Linked DNA regions of Mus musculus: region 1 is linked to region 2. The links are chromatin loops, found by intact Hi-C in ENCODE. Cell type or tissue: heart. All regions are shown on one strand. Each heading gives the region's core, and the rest is flanking DNA. Links, peaks and the distances in the headings are about the cores only. Region 1 holds the start of Gcfc2 (GC-rich sequence DNA binding factor 2). Region 2 holds the start of Pole4 (polymerase (DNA-directed), epsilon 4 (p12 subunit)).

Region 1 (7,514 bases), core at 1,837-4,336, 730 kb before region 2:
CCATATCCTTTCTTTCCCACTACCTCTGGTGGGTGGTGGGCTACAAGGGAGGTTAAAGTGTTTAGGAATCATCATTAAAAGTAAGGTTTGGAAAAATTAAAGTTACACATGGTAAACAAAAGGGCTGATTGCAAGCACCTCCTGCAGCCTCTTCCTTTATGAAGTGCCTGCTTCCTGTGTGCCTGAGGTGCCTTCACACCAGCTTAGCTTCTGTGACATTGGTCCAGTTCATGCTTCGAGGTTCTAAGTGGTAGTGGTGCCTTGAAGCAGTGACTGTCTGCATGGAAAAAGCATTTTCTAATCAGAGAGCATCCTGGGGACAAACAGTAGCTGGGGGACAGCTGCAGTGCGGCCCCTGCCACCTTTATGTGTCCAGCTCTTCTCGCCATGAGTCAGCACATTAGGGAGCTGTTTTAGGGGAGATTACAGAAAAGCAGCTGCCTCTGGGGTATTTGGGTCATAGCTAACGGTGGCCCTGGTAACCATGAGCTACAGGACTAGGAAAGAACCTTCCTCGGCTGGTCTCAGTTGGTCTCTCTGTCCTCTGATTTGATCTTTTCTGAGATGAATGGGGAATTTTCGCAGTATCACAAGCCTCGTGGTCATCATGGAGATAGAATACTCAGGGGTCAGGGAGGAACAAACATCCTATGGCTTCATATTTTAGAGCTAAAGGGTATTTAATTTGTTCCTCTGATGTCGCTGGAGCTCAGGGCAGTTAAACAACTTGAGCTTGGTGGGTATGCAGGCTCACACCTGTAGTCCTGGCACTTGAGAAACTGAAGTAGGAACAGTACCATGACTTGGAGGCAAGCCTGGGCTACATAATTAGACCCTATCTTAAAGCAAATCCATCCTAGTTGGAGGTGACACCTCTCCTGAGGTATTAGCAGCCAGTGCCAAGCCCTGCTCAGATGCTGTCCTTACCTCAACACAGACAGGAAGAAGTTGGGTGTGATGGCATAGGCCTGTAAGACAAACATTCACGAGTTCAAGGTCAGCCTTGTTTGCATAGCAAGTTTAAGAACAGCCTGGGCTAATTGATACTCCCCCCAAACAAAGAAGATAGAAAGGAAAGAAAAGATAGAAGAGGAGAAAAATGTTAATCCCATTCTCCTTTCCCATCTAACTTGAATCATTTCCCAGCCATTCAGAGAGGAATTCTGATCTCTTTGTCTGTCTAGGCAGCCAATAATAGCAATGAAACTTCCTCATTCACAAGGTTTGTAACAGCAACAGAAGTCCGACTGACACACTCTTGAATGCCTAAGTTTAATGTAGAAAATCTCCAAAGATAAGGCCTCTCAAGTCTAAGATCACAAAGGATCAAAATCCAAACAATCTAAATTTTGGTATAACAATTTTAGTTCTTTAAAAAATATATACTTAAGAGGCAGGCAGATTTCTGAGTTCAAGGCCAGCCTGGTCTACAGAGTGAGTTCCAGGACAGCCAGGGCTATATAGAGAAACCCTGTCTCAATATATATATTTTAATATTTAATATTAATTTTAAAGGAGCTTTGTTGGAGAAATATATACAAATATTACAGAATAAATAATATTTCCAAATTAAAATAGGCATGCATAGTATGTATGACTTTGGAAGGAAAACACTCAGCTATACTTGTTATAGTCTTATGGGTATAACAATTGTGAGCAAATAATGTAAATTTATAAGTAGGTTAAAAAAATAGAATTAAATAAATAAATCAATAAATAAAAGGGTTGGTAAGATAGCTTGGCTGGTAAAGATACTTGTTTGGCCTAGTGACCAGCTTACACAGTGGAAGGAAAGAGCTGATTCCAAATAGCTGTCTTCTTATCTTAGCCATATTCTTTCTCTCTCTCTCTCTCTCTCTCTCTCTCTCTCTCTCTCTCTCTCTCTCACACACACACACACACACACACATACACACACTAAATATATGTAAAAAGAATTAAACTAAATAGGGTGAAAAGAAAACTATCTTGGTTATTTTTCTCATGTCACCATGACAAAGAACCTGGCAGAAGCATCTTAAGTGAGGAGGGGTTTACTTGACTCACAGTTCTGTCGGCACCCTCCCTCCATCATGGTCGGATTGGCAAGGCCAATGGCTTGGTCAGCAGTGGCCGAACATTGTCAATCAGTAACTCCACACCTTGGCCAACCAGGAAGCTGAGAGCTCTGGCCAGAGGGAGATGTATCCATCACCTGCAAGGCCTGCCTCTGGAGAGCCATTTTTGCGAATTAACCCATAGTCCCAAAGGTTCTACAACTGTCCCACAGTGCCACAATCTGGGGACCAGGTTTTCAATGCCACGAGCCTGTGTTAAATGTTTCTGATTCTAGTCCCAACAACAGTATTTGGTAGCTGTATGCACCCAACTTTATGTAGTCACATGAAATGTTTTGATGGTAACTGAAGTCTTCTTGAAAACCAACCAACAAATAAGGAAACAATAAAGGAATAGTACGCTGGAGACGGGGTGAGGTGTGCTGCAGGTGTTAAAGCCTGGAGCCCAAAGGTTGCAGGCATGGAACCTGATGCTTATGGAAGCAACTGCAAACTCTCATCACAGCTCTGAGAGACCAAGGTTTCACTCTCTCTAGATTGCCTGGGACCCAACGTAGTTCTTACCCCAAAGGGAATACAATTTTGGAGCCAAATATGTGCCCATGGCCTATAAACAGATTTCTGCCTTTGCGAATTCCATGGTCAATGTGGGAAGTGTTAGTTTGAAAGAAGAAAGGAGAGAGAGAGAGCATATGAGAGAGAGAGAGAGAGAGAGAGAGAGAGAGAGAGAGAGGAGAGAGAGAATGGAGTTATAAGCCAAAGCATTTTAAATACATTTGTGGAAACCTTAAGTGAACAGAATGCAGTGGAGAAATCTCAGCCACAGGCCTCAGGTCATTTATGCTCTTATCATTTATGCTTAATTTCATTGTTTATCCCTCCACTTCTGTCTGTTCTGGGTGAGATGTGCAGGTAATCTCCCGGGCTTCGAACATAAACTGCGAGAATGTTTGGCCAGTTATTATCTGTCCCACTAAAAAGGCAGCTCAGCTCGGCCAATTCAGACCATTGGGTACCGAACCCTGCTGCACCAGGCGGAGCTCTCACAAACACGCATGCGCATCTCGAGACGCGCGACTGCGCAGGCGCCGGACACCTAGCCTTAAGGAGACGCGCCAATCCTACTTGGAACATGGCTCTCAGGCCCCAGAGGACTTTCAGGCGGCGCCAGGTCGAGTCCAGCGATAGCGATAGCGATAGCGACGGCGCGAAGGAGCAGAGTGCGGAGGAGCCGGCGTCTGCCGGCGGCCGAACAGAGGGAGCGGAGCGGCCGCGCGGGGCCCGCAGCGCCCGGGGCCGAGGTCGGGTCTGGGCGAGTTCCCGCCGCAGCCCGGGAGCTGCTCCCCGCGGGGACGGCGGAGCAGGTGACCGAGGGGTGGAAAGGGCTCCGTTGCTCAGATCCAGAGGCCTCTATGGCCGTCTGCACCCGCATTGCTCAATGCCGGGGTTGCCCGAAGCCTCCCATAGATCTTGGTGGCACTTTGCAGTTTGCATCCTCAGGTGACCCGCACCGACTAGAGCATACAGCCATTGGTGTGCACACACTGAACCCAAATCCTCAGAGAGGTCCTGAACGACTCCTCGTGCTGTTAGCTGTTAAATGTGGATGAAAGTCGTGTGAGCCTTTGGGAGCTTGTCTAACAGTTTTCTAAGAACACCAGACAGTGACTAAAAGAATAAGGACAGGGTTTGGAACGTTGTCATTTTTAAAATCAGTCATCTGCAACAACAACAAAAAGTAGATTAAAAATAATGTAAAACGAGGTGCTGTGACTGAGATTGGTGACACTAAGGACCGTTCCATTCATGTGATCAAATACCAAGTCATTTGAGGGCTGGCGAAGCCAGTCAGCAGTTAAGAGCACTGGTTACTCTTAGAGGACCCGAGTTCAGTGTCTAGCACCAACTTGGTGGTTCAGGACCGTCTGTAACTCTGGGACATTGGAACTCCTCCCCTAACCCTGTCAGGCAGCAGACACACACAGTGTAGGAAGATCACTGTGTTGTACAATAGATACACTAAACTTATTCTTGTAAAATTTTGTAACCTTTGCCAACATACATTCCCACATTGGCTCATATTAACCACCATTCTATTCAGTGTCTGTGATTTCCTTCAAATTGTTTGGATTCTACATATTAATGAGAGCTTAACATATCTGTCTTTCTGTGCCCAGCGTATAGCACTTAAAATAATGACTTCAAGGCTTGGGATCTTACTGATTTCTTAGTCAATGTCAGGGGCCCGGTTCATCTAAAGTTTGATTGATCTTTTTTGTATTTGTAACAAAGTATGCCGGTCATCTGTTTACCTTGAGTTAAGTAAGTACTTCTCTTCCCTCCTAGATCAGTGGTTCTCAAATTTCTTTGGCCTTTGAACTCTCTTTGTAACTCTTAAAAATAGAGGTCCCAAATAGCCCAGGTTTCTATAGATTATTTTTCTTTTGTTACCACTATCCTTAAGATAGTGGTACTCGGCTCAAAGTTTTACAAAATTAATAATTTGCATTGCTTCATCAACAAACGTGAATGAAAATGGCTTTCTTTTCCCTTTCTTGGTGTGTGGTGAAGAATACAATGACTGTGTACGAGCTGATGTCACTGCCTTTGTGCTGAGGCGAGCGCTTTTACCCACCACACTTGTACCTTACTACAATGTCAACCCAGAGAAAAGAACAAGTAACGTGTGTCTGTTACAATCAAAGTGGTTTTGAGTGCACACATCACCTCACGAGACCCCGAGGGCTGTGAAGGATAACTGGAGACCGTGCTTTGCCTTGGTTGGAGGCAGAGGTTGTCTCTCACAGCAGTAGCTAAGACGTGAGCGGTGGCTTTATTTTTTTCCATATTTTATTCTGTGTTTTAGAGATGTATTTTCATTTTTGTGTATGTCCATGTGTGAGTACAGTGACCACAGAGACCAGATGTGTCAGATCCCCAGGAGCTGGAGTTTCAGGTAGCTGTGAATTGCCTGACACAGATGCTGGGAACCAGACTCATGTCTTCTGCAAGGACAGTGTGTGTTCTTGACCTCTGATTCACCTCTCAGACTCTCCTTTAAATGTTTATTTGCACCAATCTTTTTGAGCTTCATGTAGTCTGGAATTAAGAGGACATCTTATGAACATGTTTATTTTGGTTATTGATTCAAATATTTTGACTCTTTCTTGCTTCCATCGGTATCCTCTTAGAATGCAGAACAGCTGAGCTCTCAACGGATGAAGAGGAAGGAACACATACCTTGACAGGAAGTAAGGGTGATCGGAGTCCGTCCTCTGATAGCTCTTGCTCTCTGGAAGAAAGAGACGTTTCACCCATAGGTTGGTAATTTTTGTAATTTTATATAACTAACTTAACTAGCTTCCTTCCTTTTTTTGCCACAAGGTCTCACTTTGTACCCCAGGCTGGTCTGGGTTTCATCCTGTAGCCTAAACTGGCCTCAGACTCACCCTCTGCCTCCTGAGCCTGTGATGGATGGCATGAAAAAGCTCTCGCATCAGCACAGTATACACCAGTCATTTTAATTGTTGATAAAGCAGTAAAAAGTATGCAACAGATAGTTATATCATTATTTATTACATGATATAACTGAGATCAGACAGCTTAGAAGTAGCCCAGACAAGGCTCAGATCAGGGAGTCTGCTCCGCAGTGTGTTCTGAGCCCCTGTGCTTGCTGGGTAGTTCCCCCTCCCACCTAGAAGCTGGTAAGAATTTATCCTGAGATTGTTGCTGATGTCACATGTAGCGTGTCTAAAACCTGAAGGAGGACAATATAACATATGTAACTCATAATGACTCGAAGAGGCTTTTTTAAAGAAAGATTGCTTAGTTCAGTTGTTAGCTAAGCGCATAACCACCTCTGGGCCAAATCTAACCCAATGCTCATTAAAGCTCTTTCAGATATTAGTTACCTAAGTCTGCTTTGGCATTACGATGGCAAAGTGGAGAAGTTATCCTGGGCCTTACTCTATAGCCCATGAAGTCAGAAATATTCCTCCGGCCTTTTAAATGTAATCAGGTGTTCATAACTTGTTTCCTTCTGTAGAGACTCTTTTTTATTTTTATTTTTTCAGGCTAGTGACATGTAAGAGCCCTTTGAGAAAAGTAGCTCAGTTCCCAGCACCCATGTCGGCCTGCGCACAACCACTCAGAACTCCAGCTCCTGCAGAGTCTGGTGCTTCCGGCCTCCTCAGGCACCAGCCCCTCACATGCACAAATGCACATTCATAATTGCAAATAGTGAATTAGATCTTTTTAAAAATTGAGCTTCGTAATAAGCAGACATAGTCTGGGGTGAATTCTGGGTGCGGCACTGTCCAGTAGAACTTTTGTTATGGTAGAAGAATGTCTATATCTTCACCATGAGTACAGTAGCCACTGCCGCAAGAAGCTGTTGAGCCGAGTCTTTACCTAAGTTGATATGGTGCGATATGACTAGTGGCTGCAGTACTCAGCACTGCTTCTGAGGATGGACAGTGTGAGGGACAGTGTGAGGGACAGTGTGAGGGTTCTGAAGCGCAGGTAGCTCTGCTCTCCTGAGGAGAAGCCAGTCGGGAACAATGTGTGGCATAATTTCTAATAATCACAGAGAGTAGAGTTGGCATGTGGGTGGTAAATTCCCTTCAGAGTACAGGACAGTTCCACGGTAAAGAGTTGTCATTCCTCCAAATACACCATCGAGATAGCAGATGTGCTATTTAAAGATGGCAGGGCTAGGTATGATGGCACATGGCTGTCACCCAAGCACAAAGCCGTGTGTGTGTGTGTGTGTATGAAGAATGTATTTGTTATGTGTTTGGCTGTGAGAATTAACCAGTGATAGGCTGTCTGCCTTGAGATGTTCCCTGTGGCAGAGGTTCTTCTTACAAAAGAGATCACAGTTGATCTCAGCTTATTAGATGATTGCTTGTCTGGTGGGCGATGCATACGCTAATGCCACTTATCAGAAAAAGCACGGGGGTGTCTGTATCCGTTCAGCCCTCGTCTGTCTGACATCTGCTGTGTGGGAACTGTGGAGACGTGAGGGGACAGGATGGGAAACACAGTCTTCCCTTCCCTGAACTCTGACATGTAACTTGGGAGAGGATTACTTCCTGTGACACCAGCATCTCCCCACCAAGTCCTGCATTGAGTCAGGTCCACTTGATGTGTTGTTTTCCAGTCCACTTGGGTATTGGCGACTAACGCCGCTTCATAACCCCACTGCTACATACAGTCCCCTTAGAGGCTCTGCTCAGCTCCAGTACCGCGCTGAGAAGGTGTTTCCAGCGAGTCCCTAGGGTTTCAGTTTTTAAGTCTTGGATCCCGTGATGGGTTTGGAACTTTAATCTACTTTAGACAAGAATAACTGCACTTATTATCAGAGACATGTTGGCTTCTTCTCCCTTACTCCACAGTAGAATCATGACTCCAGATTAGGGAAGGTTCGCAGCTCTGCCTGGTCCCTACTTAAACTTC
Region 2 (7,514 bases), core at 2,822-5,321:
TCTTCAAAGAACCAAGTGGCCTATCTGGGAAAACCAGAGCAGCCTCTGGCAGTCCCACTCCTAGGAAGCATTCTGCATTTTGGCCTGTGGGGCCGCAAGCATGACATCTGTTCCTCTTCACCCTGAAGTGAAGCTGCAAGGCAAAACCCACCAGCTTCCAAAACAGCCTCATTTTATGTTCACACAGAAGGAAAAGCACTGGACTGAAGGAGCCTCGTAGTTATTTCTTAATCCTATTATAAAGCATAAGTCAGGGGAATGAACATTAGGAAAACTAAACCAGCAATACTTCTAACTAAAAAAATAGTAACTTTCTTTGGAATTTTCTGTTGCTGATTAAGGCAGTATGTCACTGGCCACACTAGGCTGGAGCCCCCCTTGTAGCACAAGCTGGCCTCAGACATAAAATCCTGCTGCCTCACTCTCCCAAGGACTGGCACTTACAGGCATGAGCCACCTTACCTAGCAACTCTGATTTTGTTGATGACAAGTCTCTGTTTAAAGCAACGAATAAAACTAAATATATTTTAAAAATAAAACTTCTCAATAATTGAAATAAATGATATTAAGGGATGGCAAAGTCACAAAGTAAGGCCAACCTCCAAAGCTATGGTGTCCCTGAAGGCACCTACCAATCTGAGAGGTCTGAGAGGGGCTGTGTGGCAGGCTGAGGGAGATAAGAATCAAACTGCAGTCTGCCTAAATGGGAAGGTCTAATAACCAATCACTAGAAATGACAATAATCAATTAAATACTATAAATTAAATACTATGGGCTGTCAAAAACAACATAGTAGTAAACTTTTACATACCTAATCACATGGTCTTACAAAATAAACAGAATCAAAAATTCAAGTGAAAATAATCTACAGTTGTGGTAGGAGAATTTAATGGACAATTCTTACTCAGCAACTGATAAAACAAGCAAGCAGAACAGAATAGAGTACTTTCTCTTCAAGAATATAAAGACCACCACCAAGGATGACCATACACTGGACTATAAAACAAGTTGGGCAACTAATTCAAGTTATTTTTAAGACAAATAGGTGGAAAAACAAAATCTACAACTCAAAGAGAATACTCAAAAATCTAGACTTGAAGCAGACATTGGAGAGAGATCTTAGAAGATATCAAAGAGAACATCTAAAGAGTGCCATGGGCAAAGGTTAACACAGAGAAGCAGAACAGAGTGAAAAAAGAAGAAAATATTTCAGCGTCAGACAAGGTGGCATATGCCTATTTATGTATGTATTGACTTATCATTATTATTACTAGCATTTTGGAGGTGAAGACAGAAAAGGAATTCAAGGTCACTCTCAGCTACACAGTGAGAGTTCAAGGCTAGTCTGAGCTATATAAGACCCTGTCTTAAGTTAGGAACTGAGGGTGGAGAGATGACTCAGTGATTAAGACCTCTTGCTAGCTGGGCGGTAGTGGCGCACGCCTTTAATCCCAGCACTCGGGAGGCAGAGGCAGGAGGATTTCTGAGTTCGAGGCCAGCCTGGTCTACAGAGTAAGTTCCAGGACAGCCAGGGCTATACAGAGAAATCCTGTCTCGAAAAAATAACAACAAAAAAGACCTCATGCTCATCAGCAGGCAGTTGTGAAGCACACCTTTAATCCCAGCACTCTGGAGGTAGAGGCAAGTAGTTCTAGGATCTCTGCGAATTCAAGGCCAGCTTGGTCTACAGAGTGAATTCCAGGAGAGCCAGGGCTACACAGAGAAACCCAAGTCTCAAATAGAGCAAAAACAAAACAAAAAAGTGCTTGCTGCTCTTCCAGAAGCCCTGTTCACAGCACCCATGTTTAGCAGCTCACACTACTCTTCTGGCTCTTATGGGGGTACCTACATACATTTGGCATATAGAAACACACATACACGTAAATAAAAAGGAATCTTAAAAAAAGTTACAAATTGTTTCTAATTCTTAACATTATAAAGGAGCAATATTAATATTTAGTTTGGAGATATAAACAGGATTCAAAATCTAAATCCAATTCTACTGGTAATTTATATACTCCCTCCTTCTTCTTTTAAGCTTGCAATTTCCCTGTAGAATTTCTAATTCCCCAAGAATGGAAAATGTTCCTTTTTTTTCTATCAAAACAGGGAGAATTGCTGCCATGTATACAAAGGAAAACCACACATCTGTTTTATAAGGTTTTATAAGGTTTGAAGCTCACATCATCAACAGAGAAATAGTCTGTGCAGGCAGTGAACTCACCTTCTAGAAAAGCGAATTCATCCACAGCTTCTATTGCATTATCTGAAACACAAGGTAAAGGGATACTTGATTGGCTCTTGCCATTCAGACATCAGACCCAACATGGAATTTTATGCAAATGACATCACTTACAAACTGTAACCCAGAGGTCCTAAGATCCATCTTTACACTCACTATTCTTTTAACTGTCTCACCTCAAAAGCCAGCGAAAATGCTGTTCAAGGCATCCTACAATCCTGTCTTATTCCAAAATTCACTTTTCTCTCTACTCTAAAGACACTAGAACAAGGCCGGGCGTGGTGGTGCACGCCTTTAATCCCAGCACTTGGGAGACTGAGGCAGGTGAATTTCTGAGTTCGAGGCCAGCCTGGTCTACAGAGTGAGTTCCAGGACAGCCAGGGCTGCAGAGAAACCCTGTCTCGAAAAACAAAAACAAAAAAAAAAGATACTAGAAAAAGAGTTTGGCAGCATAGAAGGGAATGAGAGGTACAGTCTCTAAAGGCTTACACATGTGGAAGGGTTACCAGGTAGACAAATAAACCAAAAGCCAAATTTCCCCTTGCTTCAATGATGCCTTGTGAAACAGCTATAAGAAAGCCCAGCCCATAGCTCCCCTGTCCACCCTGGGGTACCACAGCGACTCTACCCAAATCTCTCCTCTGGAGAGTTTTCCTCTTTCCTTGTTGAGCACAGCAGTAGGCATCTTTTGCGATAGTCTCCACGAACAGTTCCTGCAACAAAAAAAAAAAAAAGCAAGCAGAGATTAGTGGACTCTAGCCCACTGAGATGAGCAATCCTGTGTAGACGTGGACAAGAAGGGTAAAGGGGGAACTCTACCACACAGGAAAGTTCTAGAAGCTACCATTGTACTGAACTTATGAAAATACTTCTGCTATCCCTCTCCATAGCTCCAATCCCCCTGCTCTAATATCTCCAAATCCACCCTACTCATTCATTAGGATCCCCTTCAAGTTCTGTGTGAGCCGTGGGAGCCATGCAAACTAAATTTGCGTGGGTCCTCGTGAAGAGGAGAGTGGCTAACCAACTCAAACGGGGCCCACAGAGGCCTTCCTAGGTCTCAGTCAAGTCAGGTCGGCGTACCAGGGCCCGCCACGCCCCCTAGCGCCACGCCCCCTAGATGCCACGCCCCTTTCCCCGACCCAGGCGCCCTTGCTTCCCCGTCGCACCGCGGCACGCGCCAGGATAAAGATGGCTTCCTGTCCCGCCAGCGTTACGTCAGGGTCTGCCTTCACCAAGGCCTTTACTCTCGCCAGAGGCAGCCTCGAGAGGCGAACTCCCCCGGGTGCACTCGTCGGGGCTTGGGCCTGCGAAGCCGCTGCCTCCCCTCCGGGAGCCTCTTCCTCTCTGGGCGTCCCGCTCCCAGCAGCCGCCGCTGCCGCCATCCCCTCCCGAAACGTGTGGCGCGCGGTCGCTGACTGAGCGCGCGCACGCGATTTCGGCCCCTTTCCCGCGCCGGGTAGAGACCACGCCTCTCCGTGTGGGCGTGGCCCCACCCTCACTAGGCGTGGCGCGCCAGAACCGCCCCCTCTGACTCCGGGGTCTGATGTACTCTTCCGGGCGGCCACAGCCTGGAAGCGGCCGGGCGTGGCCTAGCTGAGCCGGAAGTCCGGATGCTTCTCTAGAGCCTCAGTAGGTGCTGAGTTTAACCTCTAGGCCAACAGGAGGGGAACCCGTGGGTGTCCCCACAACGCTGCCCCGCGCAGCGACAGACCCGGGCCAGCGCCGGGGATCATGTTTTAGGTGGAATGGGACGTTTGACGGGCAGAATTGGAAGTGCGGTTTAGTGGGAGGAAACCACTGCAAAAAAGGCGTGCAGACACGGAGAGCAAGTTTTGTCTGTGGTTGGTCAAACAAGGGTTAGCTCAGAACACTGATCTCCTTACTCAAAACAACAAAACTAAAAACTGTGTTCTCTAGGAACATTAATTGCATAGGGTTTATGTTTTAAAATACTAGTATGTAGTGTTGGCAAAACATTATCATGACAAGTAACTTTTCAAAAACAAAAATTGGCGGGGCGGTGATGGCACACGCCTTTAATCCCAGCACTTGGGAGGCAGAGGCAGGCGGATTTCTGAGTTCGAGGCCAGCCTGGTCCACAAAGTGAGTTCGAGGACAGCCAGGGCTACACAGAGAAACCCTGTCTCGAAAAAACCAAAACCAACAAAACAAAACAAAAACAAAAATTGATGAGAAAAAAATTAATGTCTCCTTTAGAAAACAATTTGATCGTCTAGCTGCTTCTCAACATTTTACTATCTGTTTTTTTGCATAGTTATGGAAAATTCCACTGCACCTTCTTGAGAGAATGAGAATGACTAAGATTAAGATAACTTTTACCAGGTGTGGTGGTGCACGCCTTTAATATAAGCACTCAAGTAGCAAAAGCACATCATGCTCTTTGAAACCAGCCTGGTGTACAGAGGGAGTTCCCAAGCCAGCGAGGACGACATAGTAAGGCCCTATCTTTAAAACAGAAAATCGCTTTGACCTCGCCGGCCTCTGCAAAGGATCTCCAAGAAGCCTCTCCCTGCCTCTTCTTACCTATGAGTTCTCATACCGAACCAGAGATCTGGCATGGAAGTGTGGCAAATATTCGCAATAGGCAAGAGAGACAACTCAGTAAAGTGTATGCTGCTCATCAAGGACCTGAGTTCGAATCACCAGAACACAGTAAAAGGCTAGTGTGATAGAACTCCTGTAACTTCTGCACTAAGAGAACAGGATTGCTTAAGTTCTTTGGCCAGCTAAGCTAGCCGAACCAAATCAGTGAGCTTGTGGACCTTGGGCCTTTATACCAACAAATGCATCCAACACACACTAAATTTTTAATATAAGGCATAATAAGAACACTGTGTACCTAGTTAATTGCTTTATATAAATATTAATGTTTAGTCATAATGCCTGTACTATTGATGCAGGTAAGTAATTTTATTTACAGCTATGAGTGAGCCACAGACTGTTCCACAGTGTACCTGTGGAATAAGGGGAAGCCAAGGGCTCATTGCATAATAACCTGAAATCATTTACTTCCAAATTTAAGCAATAAACTTTAACTGGGTCTATACACAGAGGCCCCACTGGAACAAAATGAGTTTTGGCCAGAATTAAAAGCTCCAGGGGAGGAGCGATGAGTTACATTGTACCAGAGTTTTCCTTAGGACCTTTGTCTTGAGTGCTCTCTACTGTGTACTTAAGAAAAAAAGAAAAAAAAAAACCAAGAAACTTTATTCTTATTGGTTGATTGTTCGTAGAAATTGATTACATAGATTTCCAATCTTTTCACCCCAACTTTGAAATGATTTAAATCCAATGTAACCTGTAAGGATCACTGTACTGGGCTCCTTCCACCCTCTCAATTTTGTAACACCTCCAGGTCCTCTCTGCACCTGGACCATATAGACTGGGTCTCTAGTTCTTTTGTTCTTCCCCCAAAGCTTTTATCTACTTCAGATCCCAGGTTCTCTTCATTATGGAAACTTCTCTTCCCACCTAAAGCTCCACAGATGAAGTTAAATCAGTCATACTACTGAACACCTGTCCTTTAGAGTGCTGGTCCCACAGTAGCACGGAGCCTCTCCCTGTGCATTTTACTTCTCTAGTCCTACTTTCCCCAGATTGAAAATTCCTGAAAGGAGGTGTTCTGTCTGGTTTTGTTCGTTGTCTTGAGACTATGATAAAGTACCCAACACTTGGGTATTCAGTAAGTATTTACAGAGTCAATGGATCATTAACAATAGCTCATCTGAAACTAAAATCGCCTCAGAAGGCATGTTAGAATCTGAGGGCAAAAGTCATTATCTGAAAATGTCTGCTAAGGGTCTCTAGTCCTTTCTGCACTGTTTTAGACAATCATTTTTTTTTCCTGGTATTATGAGACTGTAGCCCAGGCTAGCCTAGAACTGGTGACAGTCCTCCTGCCTCGGCTTCCCAAGTGATGGAGTTACAGGCTCCAGCCTTTGCATTCAGCTTTAAGCAATCAACTTGACATTTGCTTATGGACTTTGTTTAATAGAAAGCAAATACATTTCATAACTTTAAATCCCTGAAAATCAGTTAGAAGGTATACTGAGGCCTTTGGTCACGTTCTCCCTTTGTTCACAGCGGCCCTGCTCAGAAGGCAGCACTCAGCTTGTCCTGAGCTCTCCTCTGTAGGATCCAGCTGCCCTTGGGATGGTTTATGAGCCTCTCTGAATGGCAGTCACGAAGGACAGAAGGCTATCCTAACTCATTCCCAGCAGATTACTTTTCAGTTCAGTGGTCTGCAATATTGGATTTTTTTATTCTCAAGAAGTAATGTGAAGAAAAGGAACTGTGGCTAGTCTATAAGAAGAGAACAGAGGGGAGTGTGAGGTTCAAGCCCTCTGTCAATGAGCTCTGTCACAGTAACTTGGCAGTCATAAACTAAAGTGATGCGTGGAGCTGAGTATGATGGTGCTGAAAGATGGCCACAACCCTGAGGCTAGCCTGATCTACACACTGAATTCTAGAGCAGCCAGTGCTATATAGCAAGACCCAACCTCAAACAAAACAACAACAAACATAATATTTGGAATTGTTTTCCAAATAAGCATACATTTAAGAATCATGTATTAGTCTTTTACTACTTATAATTAGAAGCATTTTTAAATATCTTCATTAATTCATTGGGAATCCCATACAGCATATTTTAAGCACATTCACCTGAAACTCCTCCTGTTAACTCCTTCCAGCTCCATTCCCACTCCACTATGACCCAATTTTCTGTCCTCTTTTATTTTGAACTAGTTCTTAATGCTAAGTTTAATTTCCAGAGAATATGTAAGTTGTTATGAGGGTTTTTCTGTGTGTGTGTGTGTGTGTGTGTGTGTACCTAAGAGATCAGAGGATTGGGTCTGCTTAGAACCACCCAGCATGGATTCTGGAGATTGAGCCTGGGTCTTCTGAGACAAGTGCTCTTAACTGCTGCATCATCTCTCCAGGCCCCTCTGAGGAATGGTATTCACAAAGATTAATTTTAATTTTATTCTCTTTTATGTTGTTTTATTTCAGTTTGGTTTTTGAAAGAGAGGTGGAATTAGTGGCAGTCCTCCTGTCTCAACCTCCCAAATACTCTGATTATAGATATATAATACCCAGCTGAGACTGCAAGTTGTCTCACCCATCGTGCTTGCTAGCTAGACTGAGACACACTATGAAATTCAGGGTCCTATGAGCCCAACCATGATGGCCTTGGCCTACCTGGAAAGCCTCCATATAAGCTGAGATGAACCTGGTAGCAGGCATCATC

Evidence for each region. Hi-C counts contacts between places; a loop is a spot of excess contacts. Peaks named below come from ENCODE experiments on the same cell type or tissue, not always from the same donor. Only the 100,000 strongest peaks of a DNase experiment are listed, where the experiment ranks them.
Region 1: it touches region 2 in a loop (16-fold over the local background); 1 of 42 quality-filtered maps calls a loop at or near these places.

The regions. Positions count from the first base shown.
Region 1 is chr6:81,920,518-81,928,031 of GRCm38, forward strand. It overlaps Gcfc2 (GC-rich sequence DNA binding factor 2), which reads left to right and starts at 3,152. Exons shown (of 17, transcript NM_177884.3): 1 at 3,152-3,421; 2 at 5,249-5,377. The coding sequence starts at 3,190. In heart, for the core only: no CTCF peak of the experiment used is centred there; a DNase peak (open chromatin) is centred at 3,154; H3K4me3 peaks cover 1,540 bases; H3K27ac peaks cover 1,268 bases.
Region 2 is chr6:82,649,213-82,656,726 of GRCm38, forward strand. Pole4 (polymerase (DNA-directed), epsilon 4 (p12 subunit)) reads right to left here and starts at 3,653. Exons shown (of 4, transcript NM_025882.3): 1 at 3,412-3,653; 2 at 2,871-2,955; 3 at 2,225-2,266. The coding sequence starts at 3,627. In heart, for the core only: a CTCF peak has its summit at 3,898; DNase peaks (open chromatin) are centred at 3,429 and 3,739; H3K4me3 peaks cover 1,463 bases; H3K27ac peaks cover 1,223 bases.